2 separate regions of the Mus musculus genome follow, and region 2 is linked to region 1. A link is a contact called in ENCODE Hi-C or POLR2A ChIA-PET data. All regions are on one chromosome and are shown on one strand. The core of a region is the stretch at or near the end of the contact, and the rest is flanking DNA. Distances in the headings are between cores, read along the strand shown. Region 1 holds the start of Ddx31 (DEAD/H box helicase 31). Region 2 holds the start of Tsc1 (TSC complex subunit 1).

Evidence for each region. Hi-C counts contacts between places; a loop is a spot of excess contacts on that map. ChIA-PET counts read pairs that join two places held with the same protein, here RNA polymerase II (POLR2A).
Region 2: a map of heart shows a loop between it and region 1 (4-fold over the local background). The contact joins the promoter of Tsc1 here to the promoter of Ddx31 in region 1. A Hi-C loop is called at or near these places in 1 of 37 maps with a recorded cell type or tissue (heart). POLR2A ChIA-PET finds 5 or more read pairs at or near these places in 1 of 5 experiments (embryonic stem cell).

Annotation. Positions count from the first base shown.
Region 1 is chr2:28,838,693-28,841,867 of GRCm38, forward strand. Ddx31 (DEAD/H box helicase 31) reads left to right here and starts at 1,714. Exons shown (of 20, transcript NM_001033294.3): 1 at 1,714-2,168. The coding sequence starts at 2,160. It overlaps Gtf3c4 (general transcription factor IIIC, polypeptide 4), which reads right to left and starts at 1,668. Exons shown (of 5, transcript NM_172977.3): 1 at 1,191-1,668. The coding sequence starts at 1,535.
Region 2 is chr2:28,639,532-28,642,664 of GRCm38, forward strand. It overlaps Tsc1 (TSC complex subunit 1), which reads left to right and starts at 1,702. Exons shown (of 23, transcript NM_022887.4): 1 at 1,702-1,759.

The sequences.
Region 1 (3,175 bases), core at 464-2,963:
GATTTCTGAGTTCAAGGCCAGCCTGGTCTACAGAGTGAGTTCCAGGACAGCCAGGGAAACCCTTTCTCGAAAAAACAAAAACCAAATAAAATAAAAAAAAAATAAATAAACATATTATCCAAATCAACAGTGTGTTTGAAATTTGAATCAAGTGTGCTAAAAAGAGCTCAGGCTACTCAAATGGTACCCGTGATTAATCACCTGGATTTGGAATGGCTGTCTAGAAGAGTATGGAAAAACTTTACTTTCAAATAAGCATACTGTTATACGTGTGTATAGCTTTATAGCACACCATGATATTAAGACTACATTATTTGTTCATGACCTGCCAAAGGATAAATAACCTCCTTGAGGGCAGGGGCTGTCTCTACTCTGATTTATCCCAGACTCCATTGGGCACCTACTCACTTGACACACACCCACTTTGACAGATTACCTACTGCATATACATACAGAAGGTATAAATAAAATAAAAGTAAGTTTTTACATTTATAGACTATGAAAAGGAACATCGCTCACTAAAGTAAACCATGTTTGAAAATGGTTACATTAATACAACAAAAATTAGAAACTCTACAGTTCAGGAGCAAACTTGGGTTATATGAAGTTGAAGGCAGTAAATTTATAGAGTTACAGAGACCTTGGACTTGGAAGTCTAAGCACCTGATGCTCTCCGAGGTTTTATTTTTCATCACACTTCCAGATTTAAGAGCTGTCTACCCAAGGAGACACAAGGACCGTTCACAATGAAACCGTCAAACAGGTAACGAAATAGATCAGTTTTTCTTCTCAAAGCAAAAGTGGCGCGAGAGGAGGGCGCTTGCATTACAGAATGAAAACACAAAGCCAGCCCAGGGCCTGGGGAGTTGGCCCCAGACAATAGGAGCAACGGTAGACAGGTCAGGGGTTGGGTCAGCTGCGGGGTGGAGTCACAAGAGTTCCAGAAATCCCGGGGCTAACGGCTCTAACTGTTCCATCCACCAGTAATGAAGGAATGGATAGCGGATCCTGGCTGGGGGGGCGGGGGTGTCTAGGAACAGTGAAGACGCTTGCACGACTTTTTAAAAGCTGCGGCGAGGCTAGCCCCTTCATTAAGAGTTGGATGCACATGGAATCCTAGAGCCGGGTGCAGGCCAGCTTCCCTTGGGATCCGTGGCGCGTCCGCGGGAGAAGCGGTGGAGGCGACTTACCTTGAGGAGGCAGCTGTTGAGAGGTGCGGGTACCGAGGTGCGGTGGATCACCAGATCCTGGCCTGGGTTGTGCACATCGCAGATAAGCTCCAGCACGGCGACGCTGCGAGCCGTGGACACAGACACGCGGTGGTCCTCAGACCAGGAGAGCGGCTCTAACCCGCTCACCGCGTATTGCAGCTTCACGGCAGGCTCCCGCCGAGTCACCATGAGGCGAAACGAGGCGCTGGGCCCGGGGGCCGCGTCGGCAGCCGCCTCCTTCCCGCCCCCTTCGTCCTTCTCCTCTGCGGGCGGCGAGGGCTCGTCGGCCTTGGGCCCCACCAGGGCCTGGTCCGCCTCGCTCATCTTACTAGGAGCGAGGAGGTCGGGTTACCGGCACACTGAACGCTCGCCACCTTGCCCCGGCCTCTCCCAGCGCCCTCCGCGCCCGTTCACTCCCCGCAGGCCCCGAGCGCCACCGAGCCAGAAAGGACCCCGTCGTTGCTAGGCAACGCCACCCTGCTAGATGGCCGTGGAGCTGCCTGTCTGGAAAGTGCGCTCCGGTAGGGCTGACCCGAGGCGCGCCTGCAGACACGCGGAGAAGGTGGGCGCTTCAGAGAGTCCCTTTCCTAGACACTGGGTGCTAGGTCCGACTAAGAGCCCACGGGAGAGTGAGCCTCCGTGGGTGACTGAAAAGCTGAGAAGACCAGCGTGGTGGCTAAAGGAGACCCTGCTGGGTGGGCGGCGCTCGGCCTCTTCCGGTTTCGGAGGCGTGTGAGGCCTCTTGTCTCCCGCCGGTGCGTGCCGTCCCGGCTCCCGGACCCGGAAGGGGCGGCGGCGGACCGGCGATAGTTGCGAAGATCCTCCCTCTCCACGTGCTACCTGGGCTCCCTGCTGGTTCCGCGGCTCCGCACTTGGGCTTTGGCTACTGTCTGCAGCACTTTGCCTGACCGGCCTTCCAGGACGTGCTTCGGACGCACTCAGGTCCAGATGAAGCGGGTGAGTGCAACCCCAGCCCGGGAGGTGCCACAGTGATCAGGTCCGGTCGAGTTCTTTAAGATGTCCAGAGGGGCTGCCGGGCTGCTCTCGGAAACACGTGAACGAGCGGGGAACCCCGCCTTGGGAGCAAGAGACCGGCGGGCTCCTGAGATTGTCTGAGAACTTAGGTTAGAATTGCAGGCTGTAGTAACTAGTCAAGTTCTTGAGACTAGCTGGGGGGAGGGGGGGACGGGACGGGGGACTAGTCAGCATAAGGATTGGAGGCTGGGTGTATCCAAGCTGGAAAATAATGCCTGAGACATGAGGTCTTAACTGTCGGGAGCCAGGTCTTCTGCTGGCAGGAAGGGTCACTTCTGTTAGGAATGGAGACTGGACTCGGTTCTTTGAGCTTTTAAACGGGACGTTTTCATCCACGTATCCGTTCCCTCGAGAGGAGAAAAGTGACTCTTACAGCAAAAAGATGGTTTTAGGGTTGCTGGTTTATCTTCTTGAAAGTGGGAAGATGTGATAGGAGGCTTCATCCCCCTCACCCAAAAGATAATAATGAAATACAAATTGCCCAGCCAGTTTCAGGTCAACCAATGCTTTTAAACTCCTTTGACTAACACACCCACTGCCTAGTTGCACCTTGGTAGAAGGAAGGAGGGACCTTATTAAGCTTAGAAGGTGATGAGTAAGGACTCTTCAGCAAGCCATTGGTATAGTTGAAACTATGTGGGAGGAGAAATACAGACAACCCTCCGGATAGTGGAGGAGAGGGCATAGGATTTACTGTAGGGTAGACCTGGGCTGGTATAGATGTCAGCTTTGGAATACAGTAGTCTATGTGACTTGGGGGGAGTTAGTCTCTCCTATCCATAAATAGGAACACGAATTTGTTTTATAGAAGATTGTTATGAGACTCCAATGGGATACCTGCAATAACTGCATATTGTCTGGTCCTTAGAGGCAGTTGCTATGTGCCAGTAATAGAAATAAAATCAATTGTGTTTCCTTTGAGGAAGTAG
Region 2 (3,133 bases), core at 452-2,951, 200 kb before region 1:
TATTTTGGCAAGATAGCAACCAAAATCTAAAGTACAAGCTATTATATCCAAATTAAAAGGCATTAAAGAATAAACCATAATATTGGGGAGAGGGTACACAAACACAAGATACAGTATGTCTAAACATCTTGAAATTATAATTTTAGGGTAAAAGTTGAAAAATTACGCTGTTTTAGCTAGAGATTAAGTGCACCTTTTTTCCTGTTTTTCCCAAATAGAATCAGAGTTTACGATTTAATCACACCTCAAAGCTTTTCTCTCAATACAAAGCAACCACTAAATACACACAAAATACTTATTTGTTAATAATTTCCCTGGCTTATCCAACGTGCAATGCACACGACTTGAAAGACTACAATTTGGGGGTGAGTGTACACAAACTCAATTATCTTAAGGACAAGGAGAGCCTCCTGGATGTATGCTTAGGAGAGAAGTCCTAGTTCCCAAGAAGGCCAGGCGAGGGCGCCATCTCCTCGAACTGGAGTTATAGGTAGTTGGGAGCTGCTGCCATTTGGGTTCTGGGAACCTAACCCTGGTCCTCTGTAAGAGCAACAAATGCTCTTAACGGCAAGGCCATTTCTCTAGCTTCCGCTTATCATCTTTCACTGGGTCTTATTATATAAGTTTAAGTATAATAAAACCCCAAACTCCAACCCAAACCAAAAAACAACAAAATACAGCAACAACAAACCAAAACAAAAAATACACAATGCCAGGTGGTGGTGGTGGTTGTGGCGGCGGCTGCTGGGGCAGCTGCGGCGGTGAACACCTTTAAAGCTAGCACCTTTAAAGCTAGGCAGAGGCAGAAGACTCTCTTGACTTCCAGGCCAGCCTGGGCTACAGAGCAAGTTCCAGGATGGGCAAAGCATAAAGAGAAACTTTGTCTTGGAAAACCTTAATAAATACATAATTAATTAAAAAAATAATACAAATAAGGAAAATAACAGCAAATGAAAACTATATACATTCTGATATCCCTCTAAAAAGCTTTGCACCACAGCCGGCAAGGTTTGAAAAGACTTGACACCTTGTCATGGCATGCAAGTAAATCAAGGTATTCTGACTTTACAACATAAACTGCATCCTCTGACTAAGGCTGGCCTCTACATGTCACTCCACAGACTCTTCTGCAAAGGAAAAAGTGGTGGTGGGGGAAAGCCCCATCCTTTTTGCTGCAATTGACAGGCTGTCCATCCAAGGGGATCCCAGAGGCTCATTTGGAAATAGGAACGCCTACAGGGAGACCCCAAAGGTGGCAGGTGTGCCAAAGACAGAGGGACCTGGCTCGAAAGGGCCAGCGCTCTCCACTGAGCCTAGCCCTGCCAGCTTGTTTTTGACTGTGCTTGTTCCGAGCGCGCGCCTCCTGTCACCATCACGTGGCCGCCCCTCCCCACCCCACCCCTCGGCCGGTCTCGTGGCTCCGCCCTCTGCGCCGGGACTTCTTTCGGCCTCCTTCAGAGTCACAAGATCTCTCAGTGGGCTCCCACCTTCACGATCCTTCCGCCGTCCCCGCCTCCACATTAAAATCTCTTTCGGTTTTATTTATCTCGGCCAGCTTGTATCGTCATAAGTGGTATATCCTGTCCTGTCTGGAGAGGCTGAGACTCTGGCCATCTGGCATTAGGCTCGGAGCGTAGTAGAGACCCGAATAGGGACTCTTTTTCATAGCGGAGGCCCCCGCCGCTCGAGACGCTTCACGCCAGGGGGAGGTGCTGCGCGTCCAAGATGGCGGCGCCCTGTAGGCTGGAGGGACTGTGAGGTAAACAGCTGAGGGGGAGGAGACGGTGGGTGAGTACGGGGGGTGTTTCCCCTTCTTTTCCTTGTGGGCTTTTCGGGGCAGCTCTGGCAGCGTGACCTCACGCTGTGGGGCGCTGCGGAGCGCGTTAGCCGAGTCGGGGGTCCGGGGAAGGGGGTTCGGGGAGCTTCTTCCTCGCCCTCATCGCGCGCTGGCTCCGGCAGGGCTCGGCTTGGGCTGCTGGGGCCCCGGGGAGCTGAGGCGGGCCTGCTCCGTCCGATGGCATGGCTGGCTGCAGCTCCGGGCCCGAGGTGGCCCCGCTAACCCGCCCCCCTCGCTTGCTGCGGTGACAGGCTCCCGCGGGGGTGCGCCGCGCAGGTCAGAGACCCCGGGCCCGGCACGGGGACCCGGGGGTGGGGTCGCGGCTCGAGCCTCTACTGCAGCCGCCGGGGCTGGGGGTGGAGAATGAATGAAGGCCGCCTGTGGGCACTGGAGGCTGCCCGGCGCCCGCCGTCTCGGGGAGAGTGTGCACGGCCGAGTGCTTGGCTCTGGGTGTACTTGTGGGTGTTTAATTGATGCTGGAAGACAGTTACCTCCAAGTCGGCAGAGGTGCTCGTTAGCGACAGCTACCTGCCCAGCCACTGCTGAACGCTCATTCATTCATTTGAGGACCTGGAGGACCCACTGCCTGCGGTCCCAGACACCTTTTTTAGAACCCAAGCACTTTCTTTGTGTTGTGGGTTAGAAGAGTTTGGCTTCTCGCGTGTTGGATTTGGAATGAGAGAGACGTGGGGATGGCGTGGAGTGTGGTCGGCCAGTAATCGCAACTATCGTTTTTTTTTGTTTTTTTTTTTGTTTTTTTTTTGTTTTTTGTTTTTTGGAGAGGGGGAATAGGGGGTGCCTGTGTGACCGAGCACTATTGAAAGTGCTTGGTAGCCATCCTGTCTTTGGTTCTGGACAAAGGAGAAGCAGTCTGCAGCCTTTCTAAATGAAGAAACTGAGGCCTGGAGAGAGTGGAATAATTTGCCCAAGGTCACACCCCCCTATTCTGAGACAGCACTGGAATTGAAGTCCGACTGGTTCCATTTGTCTGTTATTTGATTAAAGGTGGCCTATTATTAAGTGAGTGTAGTTAATCATTTGGCCAAGGTAGGGATATGTGTGTGTGTGTGTGTGTGTGTGTGTGTGTGTGTGGTGAGAGATTTTGAACAGGGTGCATTTGGTTTGTATGTCTTAAGCTTTTGTTTCTTACAGCACGGTGTATTTGGTAATCCAAATTTGGTTACAAAGTATTTTGTATTTTTCCATAAAACCGGTGGTATTCACTGAAAAAAAAAAGGCTGAAATCCTTACTTAAGAAAACGAATATGGAATTAGCACTTCACTTTACGTATTGTA